2 separate regions of the Homo sapiens genome follow, and region 2 is linked to region 1. Evidence: chromatin loops called from intact Hi-C (ENCODE). Cell type or tissue: K562. All regions are shown on one strand. Links, peaks and the distances in the headings refer to the core of each region. The heading gives the core; the rest is flanking DNA.

Evidence for each region. Peaks named below come from ENCODE experiments on the same cell type or tissue, not always from the same donor. Only the 100,000 strongest peaks of a DNase experiment are listed, where the experiment ranks them.
Region 2: it touches region 1 in a loop (2.7-fold over the local background); 1 of 110 quality-filtered maps calls a loop at or near these places.

The regions. Positions count from the first base shown.
Region 1 is chr1:236,349,975-236,355,353 of GRCh38, forward strand. It overlaps a transcript of EDARADD not described here. Among named protein-coding and RNA genes, the nearest start is that of EDARADD, 42 kb to the right of the region's middle. In K562, for the core only: no CTCF peak of the experiment used is centred there; DNase peaks (open chromatin) are centred at 1,977, 3,297 and 4,717.
Region 2 is chr1:236,487,026-236,492,404 of GRCh38, forward strand. No RefSeq gene overlaps it. Among named protein-coding and RNA genes, the nearest start is that of LGALS8, 34 kb to the right of the region's middle. In K562, for the core only: a CTCF peak has its summit at 3,063 (motif pointing left); a DNase peak (open chromatin) is centred at 3,096; H3K27me3 peaks cover 890 bases.

The DNA of each region.
Region 1 (5,379 bases), core at 298-5,297:
GTTGGTGCACACCTGTAGTCCCAGCTACTCAGGAGGCTGAGGCAGGAGGATTGCTTGAACCCAGGAGGCAGAGGTTGCAGTGAGCCGTGCCACTGCACTCTAGCCTGGCGACAGAGTGAGACCCTGTCTCAAAAAAACAAAAACAAAAAAGAACAATGAAGAAAAGGGGGAAAGAGGATTCTCTGTAGATGTGGATTTTTCCCACAAGGGATGGCTTTGCAGGGCTATTTCAAGATGTGGCAGAGAAACACGTTTTGGGGTAAAATATTTTGATTTTCTTCCTTGTTATGCCAGGGTCAGATTGGAAAGTAAGTCATGATATATAGGGTCAAATAAAACCCATGTGATGAGAATTTATGGTTTGTAGGGCATATCCCTTAGATAGGAATTTGGGCAAGATTAAAACAAAAAATCAGGTCTTAGTCCTCAGGTGTGTGCCACCACACCCAGCTAATTTTTTATTTTATTTTTTGTATTTTTAGTAGAGACAGGTTTTCACCAAGTTTGCCAGGCTGGTCTCGCACTCCTGACCTCAGGTCATCCTCCCGCCTCGGCCTCCCAAAGTGCTGGGATTATAGGCGTGAGCCACCAGGCTGGGACAGAATGAGAGTTCTGTTGAGCTGAGCAGAGGCGGTTGGCTTGGTAGACAGAAAAAGGCTGAGGAAAGTATTAGTAGAAGCTGAGAACAAAAAGCAGATTGGTCCTTTCAAAGTTATTTTCCTCCTACAGCTTTGAGAGAAGAAAAATAGCTCCAAGCATTCTGAGCTCTGTAAAGTACTCGGGACCAGAGAGACAGGAGTGTGAGACTTCAGTCATGCCTGCCTCCAGCCCTCCCCTGCCCCATACCTGGGGTCAATTGTTTAAGGTAATTTTGTTCCTGACTAGCTGCCTCACCCAGTGTCTTCCTGTTCCTGGAATTTGTGATACAAAGAATAATGTATAGCCAATCAATAGCTTATATTATTTTAATGTGAAATCTTGGTAAACAATTTAGGAACTGCCTCTTCTTTTCCTTTAAAAACCTCAAGGTAGTAGGTCCCTGCATTCCCAAGTACTTGGGAGGCGGAGGCAGGAGGATTGCTGGAGCCCAGGAATTGAAGGCTGTGGTGAGCCATGATTACACCACTGCACTCCAGCCTAGGCGACGGTGAGACCCCATCTCTAAACAAAACAAAATTTTAAAACCCTACTTGTAATTGTTACTAGTCCCAGTGAATATTCACTGGGCAGCTTGAATCTATGCTCTCGGGAAGCAATCTCAAGCTTGGCCCAAATAAACTATTTACATTAATTTTGCCTCAGCCTCTTCCTTTTAGGTAGACAGGTTAAAGCAGAGGGGGCTTCCTTATCATGTTGATACCGGTGGGCCAGAGGAGGTCTCCAAATACCAGTGGGACCTTGACCGTGGCCGGTGTCCAGGCTCTTGACACCCTCTCAATAAGGAATTCAAGGATGAATGAGGAGGCTGGGCGCGGTGGCTCATGCCTATAATCCCAGCACTTTGGGAGGCCAAGGCAGGCAGATCAAGAGATAGAGACCATCCTGGCCAACATGGTGAAAACCCATCTCTTCTAAAAATACAAAAATTAGCCGGGCGTGGTGGCGCATGCCTGTAATCCCAGCTACTCGGGAGGCTGAGGCAGGAGAATCGCTTGAACCCAGGAGGCAGAGGTTGCAGTGAGCCGAGATCACCCCACTGCACACTAGCCTGGCAACAGAGCGAGACTCTGTCTCAAAAAAAAAAAAAAAAGAATGAGTGAGGAAATAGTGAAAACAGGGAGATTTATTGCAGAGTGAAAAGTATACACTCAAGAAAAGGGAATGTATGTGTACTCACTAGAGAGTCACACACAAGGGGGTTTGGGGGTGCTACCTTTATGGGTTTTTTTAATCAAGGGGCTGAATATTCATGAGAATTCCTGGAAAAAGGTGGAGGTTTCTCGGAACTGTGGTGCCACTCATTTTTACACCAAATATGGATGTTCCCAGAACTGTCATGGCGCTGGGGGGTGTGTGTTTGGTATGTTAATGAGTGTATAATGAGGTCCCAGGTGAAACCTAGGTCACTCCAGTGCCATGTTGGGTCCAGTCAGTCTTAGCCAGCTTGGCCCACACCCTGGTTTTTTCAGGGTCTTATCAGCCCATAGCTTCTGTAGCTATTTACAGTTTCCTTTGGCTGCTCATGTGAAACTGCCGCCTAGAATATTCTATTCTCCTATGACCACCCTGTATTATTTCCGTCTCAATGCCCGCTAAAACTGGCCTTTTAGTTATTGGTTAGGTTATTATCTCTGTCTCTCCTGATTTCTTGGAAGATCAGATAAACAACTTAGGTTTGGCTTGGTGGTGTGGAACTTCAGCATGAATGGCTCCATTTTAGTTTGGTCTGTTGAGCCAAGTGCAGGAGCTCAGTCTAAACCAATAGCCTCCCGTAAATTTTATCTAATAGACTGGGTTCAGTGGCTCGTGCCTATAATCCCAGCATTTTGGGAGGTCTAGGCAGGAGGATCATTTGAAGCCAAGAGTTCAAGATCAGCCTGGGCAACAAAGCAAGAACCCCATATCTACAAGAAATAAAATAAATTAGCCAGGGCCAGGTGTGGTGGCTTACGCCTGTAATCCCAGCACTTTGGGAGGCCAAGGCGGGTGGATCACTCGAGGTCAGGAGTTCAAGACCAGCCTGGCCAACATGGTGAAACCCTGTCTCTACTAAAAATACAAAAATTAGCCGGGCGTGGTGGTGGGCACCTGTAATCCCAGCTACAGGGGAGGCTGAGGCAGGAGAATCGCTTGAACCTGGAAGGTGGAGGTTGCAGTGAGCCAAGATTGTGCCACTGTACTCCAGCCTGGGCGACAGAGTAAAACTCCATCTCATAAATAAATAAATAAGCCAGGTGCAGTGGTGTGTGCATGTAGTGCCAGCTACTCGGGAGGCTGAGGCAGAAGGATCACTTGAGTCCAGGAGTTCAAGGCTGCAGTGAGCTATGACCATGCCATGGCACTTGAGCCTGGGCAACAGAGCAAGACTCCGTCTCTAAAAAAAAAACAACAACAACAAATTATCTAACAGTAATAATGGTACTAACAGTAGTGAATTTAGGGCAAGCACACCACATGCCTCATGGCTCATCCTTTCTTGGGATTGTCACAGGACTCCAGCCTTGAACTGAGGCAGCCTCACTTCACAGGCCAGGGTTGTTACCTCTCATCCCCCACAGACCTGGGATTTGTTTCAGCTCTGCAGGAGAGAACTGTGTGACCTTGGGCAAACTCTTCCCCTCCTGGTCTCCCTTATCTGTATCTGCACACAGCTATGATAAGTGGTGGTAAAAGTCGTTCTAGCTCTGAGTTTGTAGGATTATTGGACACCCACTGTGCATGAGGTGACTGCTTACACAAGGAGATGTTACATTAAGATGTTGGACAGCCAGGCGCGGTGGCTCACACCTGTAATCCCAGCACTTTGGGAGGCCAGGGCAGGTGGATGACGAGGTCAGGAGTTCAAGACCAGCCTGGCCAACATGGTGAAACCCTGTCTCTACTAAAATACAAAAATTAGCCGGGCGTGGTGGTGGGCACCTGTAATCCCAGCTACTCAGGAGGCTGAGGCAGATAATTACTTGAACCCGGGAGGCGGAGGTTGCAGTGAGCCAAGATCGCACAACTGCACTTCAGCCTGGGCAACAGAGCGAGACTCCAACTCCAAAAAAAAAAAAAAAAAAAAGATATTGGACTAAGGTTGGTGTTTAAATGGACCCTATTTGGTAGTTACTCGACTGTGTGTAATATTTTAGTTGTTAAATGAGGTGGCATCTTTTCATCATTTGGCTTTTCTACCTTTTACCCAGAACAGGCACCAGATAATCAGCTTCTGGTGTTGCTTAGCAAAATGACAGCTCTTTCCTTAAAAAAAAAGTTTTTTTTTGCAAGAGAAAAGACAGATTTGTATTCATGTATCTATGGGAGTTCAGGGGAAAATGTGACTCTAGCTCTTTCATTTAAAGCTCGTTAGTTCTCTTGTAGCTGGAGACATTTTTTCTCTTCTGCTCTTCGGGTTGCGAGGCTTAGGGATTCTAAGACACTAAGCCTTGCCTTTGTAATCCTGTTTTATAAGGCTATTTTCTCCTTTGAAGATGAACTCTCAATCATTTAGATACTTAAAAGCCTAGACACAGCACAATTTATTCCTATAATGTACTGACCTCAAATACCAAGTAGGTATTGCAGCGCCTACCCAGGAAACAAACCTTGGCTTGTGCACAAATGACTTACACACATGAAAGTGCCAGGATAAACCCAGGGGTTTTCAGAGAAAATATCAGAATGAGGGAAAAGGCTAGAATATAGAATGTCAGATATACTTGGGTTCGAATCCAGCATTCTCCCTTCTTGGCTCTGTGACCTTGGACAAATTAATTAAACTCTCTGAGCCTCAGGTTCCCCAGCCATAAGATGATGATAACATCTGTGATCTGGGAGAGCCAAGTTGGCATCCCTTTATCAACTAAGACAAACCTTTAGGTTACAGAAACAAAAGTTACCAACGAATGAAGGGTTCAGGGCTCAGCTGGCATGGCAATTTCCTAAATTCCTGTGGCTACAAGAAAAACCACACTCTTGCTAAACTCCCTAACAGTAGGAATTATCAGGCAAATTGTCAGACACTTCCTAAGTCTGATGTACAATCCAGACCACTACAGCCCTGATTGGACAGAGACCTGGCCTTAGAAACACTTTCCTGATAAGTAACTGCCAACCTCAAGCCAGTTTCAGCAAATTGTAGAGACTGCACACACAAATTATCTCTGTGTCCTGTAGGTCACCTTTAACGTAAAGAGCCAAATTCCATCTCAGTTTAAAGCCAAAACCCTTCCCCAAAGTGAACATGGGATGGATATTACATATATGTGTAGCCATTGTGCATGCATTTGGCTCCCCTCATAAATATGTACAGCTTTCCTCCAAAACCTGAATATATATGACTATTGTGTAATACAGACCCTGTGAGGCACAAAAACCATCCTGCCCTTTCCCTCTTTGAAGAGAAAGCACCTTTATTACATGCCAAAACTGTCTCTTCCTGGTTTGCAAACCGATATCACAAAGCTCTCCTTTCTACTGTTAAGCCATCCTGGTGGTCTTTTGGACCATACATCTCATAGATTAGTTTTAAAGACTAAGTGAGAAACAATACAATATGAAATACATTCAGTATATCTGAATTGAGTGAAGTAGATGGCCCATATTTACTGCTACGTTGCTGTTGTGATTGTTATTTTCTTCCTCTTGTTGTCATCCACTTGTGTATTTTTCAAAGTACTTTCACTCATTCCATCACTTCTTTTTCTGTCACTCTTTTATCCTAGATTAAGACATGTT
Region 2 (5,379 bases), core at 54-5,053, 140 kb after region 1:
CTGGCCAAGTGCCTCCAGAAAGCCCCTTCCTTCCCCCATTTCCACCCAGGCCCACTTGTCACCTCAGCCTAACACCAGCCTGCACAGTCTACGGCCACCATCCAGGCAGTGGGAGAGGGAAAGGGGAGGAGGGTGGAAGGGAAAACCCCTTTCTATACCTCTCCTCAGCCTGCTCTTTCCTCCTCCCACCTCTGAGCCTCCGCCTCCCCCAGACAGAGACAGAAAAGATGGAAGAACAGGTGGGACCTCCACCCCCACCCCAAGCCTTCATCCCGGTGGAGGGGGATGGGAAGATTTCTCTCATTTCAAGAGACTCCTCCACCTCAGACTGACAAAAGGCAGAGGCCTGGCAAGAAGAAAGGGCACCCTGGGGAAGAAGGGCATTGAAATAGCACCTGCCGGGCCGGGCACGGTGGCTCACGCCTGTAATCCCAACACTTTGGGAGGCCGAGGCGCGTGGATCACGGGGTCAGGAGTTCAAGACCAGCCTGGCCAAGATGGTGAAACCCCGTCTCTACTAAAAATACAAAAAGTAGCCAGGCGTGGTAGCGGGTGCCTGTAGTCCCAGCTACTCCGGAGGCTGAGACAGGGAACTGCTTGAACTGGGAAGGTGGAGGTTGCAGTGAGCCAAGATCGTGCCATGCACTCCAGCCTGGGCGACAGAGTGAGACTCCATCTCAAAAAACCAAAACAGAAATAGCACCTGCCCCCACCCCCTGCCCGCCCTCCTTCCCGCCCCCGTCCTTTCCTAGACTTCACTCAAGTCCTCTGCTCAGAGGAAGCCCTGCTCTACTGAAAGCCACAAGGCCATTCTCGGTGGCCTGGGACAGCAGCCCAAGACGTGGGCTTCTAACTGCCTCCGAAGGGGCCACAGCAGCAAACATAAATAAAAATAGTAAAATGTTCTTAAATTATAAATTTAAAATTTGGAAAATTTAGTGAGCACAGCTTCTAGGGGGCATGTTTCCAAAATTCCAACCACAAAAGTGCAGTCTCAAAACTGACTGTAAACCGAACATACCATCTCATCTCAGACACAGCTATTGTTCACGAGTGTCAGTGGAACTTTCCTCCCTTGAGATGGACCAAAAACGTCAAGCAAGATGACATTTGCTGATTTGCAGGCTTCAGGCAGATAAGATACGGGCAGAGTTGAGTGTGCGCCTTTACCCTTAAATTCAGGAATAGCAGGAACAGCAGGAAAAACGTAGGACCACAGCGTACGTCCCACTTGTCTTTCATTTTGATATCATTATTTCCAGAGTCCTGATTGCTAGTCATGTCTAACACTGGATTTATTATCATCTCATTGCTAGCATGGCTAGGAAAGCTTTGAACATCCTTATCATTCTATTTTAATTCCTATTATAATTGCATGGGGAAGTTCCAGGGTGGAAAAATTTCCTTTTCTTTCTTTTTTTTTTTTTAATAGGAGAGTTGGCTGGGCACGGTGGCTCACGCCTGTGATCCCAACACTTTGGGAGGCCAAGGCGGGTGGATCACCTGAGGTCAGGAGTTCGAGACCAACCTGGCCAACATAGTGAAAACCTATCTCTACTAAAAATACAAAGTTAGCTGGGTATGGTGGTGCACACCTATAGTCCCAGCTACTGGGGAGGCTGAGACAGGAGAATCACTTGAATACGGGAGGCAGCAGTGAGCCAAGATCATGCCACTGCACTCCAACCTGGGAGAGACAGAGTGCCATCTCAAAAAAAACAAACAAAAGAGTTGATATAAATTTGCTGTTATAATTTGACTGTACTGTTTCTTGCACATGTTGACATCTGTAATGACTGGAGTTTATGAAAATTTTTGATGAGTAGGAGCATACCATTAACAGAGAGAAATTTAATCAAAAGATTTTTAAAGTTCCTTCAGAGTCCAGACTTTGACTAAGTGTAGTATGATTTATATCTATGTTGCATACAAAAATATCAAACAGTAATTCCCAACTGAAATACAAGTATCAATCAATTGTGTAACAATGCAAAATCATTTAATTTAAAGTTAATTTATAGCAAATGAGTACTGTAATAGCATAAGCATGCCGATACTTTACAAAGGAGAGAGTGGAAAGGTAGGATATTATAACTAATTGATCAAATCATTGTTAAAATTTAAGTTTATTAATACTTTTACTTCTGTCCGTAGGGATCCATGTTAAATTGGGTATATTATAAACTTAACTGCTAATGATGAGGTCCTTTTGCTATTAGAAATCTATTTTTTATTTTTCTTTATTATTTTTTGAGGCAGGGTCTTGCTCTGTTGCCCAGGCTGGAGTGCAGTGGTGAAATTATAGCTCACTGCAGCCTCAACCTCCTGGGCTCAAGGAATCCTCCTGCCTCAGCCTCCCAAGTAATGGAAACTGCAGTCGTATACAAGCACACCCAGCAATTTTTTTTTTTTTTTTTGGTAGAGATGGGGTTTAGCTATGCTGTCCAAGCTGGTCTCAAACTCCTGGCCTCAAGTGATCCTCCCACCTTAGCCTCCAAAGTGCTGGGATTACAGGCGGGAGCCACCATTCCCAGCCTAGAATGAAATATCTTTAGCTAAATTACAGGGCTGGATGTGGTGGCTCATGCCTGTAATCCCAGCACTTTGGGAGACTGAGGGCGGGAGGGTCACTTGAGATCAGGAGTTTGAGACCACCCTGGGCAACACAGTGAGAATTCTGTCTCTATTTTAAAAAGAGAAAAATCTAGGGTATATTCTCTTAAACAAAACTTTCATCTATAATGGTAGTTGATGAGGTCCTATGTAATATGCATTTCCTTGGTTGCAATAGCAAATTACTACACACACAGAAAGGAAAGCCACACTCCCCGACACATCTACACACAGGAGGACTCACACAGGAGGGAGACTCAAAGAAGGCACGTGACTTTTACATTGTTAGGGCTTACATGGTCCTGGGATTTCCCACCAGTACTCAAAAGATCAATTGTATGAACAAGTCACCTATTTTTACGGCACTAAATAATTATTATTCAACAACATGGAAAATATGTGGTAGCAGACCTGGATTTTCCTTAAGAGTTATTTTTATGTGGTACTGCCCCCTGCTGGAATATAACATCTATACACATCCTTTCTGGCTGGGCTGACATCCTAAAACCAGCCCAGGACCAGCCTTTTATTAATATTAATTCTTGGCCAGGCGCGGTGGCTCGCCTGTAATCCCAGTACTTTGGGAGTCCAGGGCGGGCGGATCACGAGGTCAGGAGTTCAAGACCAGCCTGGCCAACATGGTGAAACTCCGGCTCTACTAAAAATACAAAACTTAGCTGGGCATAGTGGCACATTCCTGTAATCCCAGTTACTCGAGAGGCTGAGGCAGGAGAATTGCCTGAACCGGGACCCGGGAGGTGGAGGTTGCGGTGAGCCGAAATCGTGCCACTGCACTCCAGCCTGGGCTACAGAGCGAGACTCCGTCTCAAAAATAAATAAATAAAAATTAAAATTAAAAAATAATTCTTGGTTGTATGCTAAAAGCCTTGCAAGTAGCCCCACTGGAAGATAGGAAGAGTGGGGCTGTTTTACAAATGAGCACATATAAGCAGAACGAGGCCGCCATAATTGAAATGAAGGTCCCCGTCCCGTGGATGTGTTCATCGCTACTTCACCCTGTCATTCGGATCCAATGTGTGACCAGCCAGCTCCAATAACAGTTCCATACTCTGGGAATTATTTTTAACACTCGGCAGGATGCTTTCTTCCTGTAGTTTTAGGCTTAGCCCTTTGTGCACTTTTGGTCTCTTTCCCTTTCAATTTAGCATCCAAGGAAGCGGCTGTGACCAAAGGTAGCTGTCATGTTAAAGGACAAAGTTCATAGTTACAGCAAATATTGACCCAGAGCACTATCCTTGCCCCTTCCTCTATAATGTGCAATGCAAAAATATGTTCTTTTAAGTACAATATTAATAAGTAAGGTCTAGGAGATTTTCTTCCCCCTTCCTTTCTCTTTTAGATGAGTAAATGTTTTATCTAGTTTTGAGGAGACTATCCTTCTTATCACATCTCTTTCCACTTCTGCTCTCCTTGTTTTATAATTTTCCTCTCCTTTGGGTCCGTGTCATTATTTCGTGTCGCTTGTTTTCGAGCCATGCACTCATTTATCAAATCAGATTTCCTCCGTATGCCGACGGCCTTCCTCTCCCTGCCACGGGCTTCCTTTTTCCCTGACTATGCAGAAGCAATTTGTTCGCTTGTGTTTCTTTTTTTTTTTGAGACAGAGTCTCGCTCTGTCACCCAGGCTGGAGTGCAGTGGCGACATCTCGGCTCACTGCAACCTCCGCCTGTCAGGTTCAAGCAATTCTCATGCGTCAGCCTCCAGAGTAGCTGGGATTACAGGTGTTTGCCACCAAGGCTGGCTAATTTTTAGTAGAGACGGGGTTTCACCATGTTGGCCAGGCTTGTCTCGAACTCCCAACATCAGTTGATCCACCCATCTCGGCCTTCCAAAATGCTGGGATTATAGGCATGAACCACCGCATCTGGCCTTGTCTTTCATCCTTAATGACACTTTAGTCCTAATAATGCTAAAATCATTTTCTACTCTTTGAATTGAAACACAGCTTATCTACATGAGCCCAAGGCAGTAGCAACATTCACCTCCATTTCTTCTCTGATCTCTACCTTCTGAACCCTGTGGACTTGGTTGTAAATGGATGAGGGCAAGTCTTGCTTCCTTCCCCTGTGTTTACAGAGGATCGTGGCTGAGATGCTGGGCCACACTCTGGGCCTGCTGGCACCCCTGGGCCGGTGGCTGCTGCCCCTCAGGGTGCTCACCACCTAGACCAGAAGAACCAAGGTGAGGGAGAGCCTGTTTTCTTTCTTCCTGTGGCTGCGGGGGCTGTGAGGCATGGGTCTAGTGGCTGTGTTTAGCTGGGGATGCCTCCTAGAAATCAGCTCCACCGTTGAAGAGATCAAAGCAATGCACAGTGCCACTTGAAATGAAACGATTGAGCTTATCAGCGCTTTTGCAAATGTACAAGAGGGTAGCTCCCCCGGACATCCTGAACTGAGCCATGCTCTTCTATTTTGTGTAACAGCCCAGTGACCCCTGAATCTTCCCCTGAGGCAGGTCCCCGAAGCTTCATGGAGGATGTTCCTCAGCTGACCAAGGTGAGGCTCTTGAGCTCCTAAATCTTTGTGATACTGTTTATACATCTTTGTGCTGTACTTTTTAAGCTGACTTCGTGTTATCACCTGTATGATTTTATGTTTTGCTTCTAAATAAGTACAGATTATTTTAAACTCTAATAATGGGTGCTACAAAATTAAAGATTATGTCAATCACTGTCTCTGATGAGTTATTTTATGTAGATTTCAACACAATCATTGATTCATGTGTACTCTTGGTCAGTCATCAGT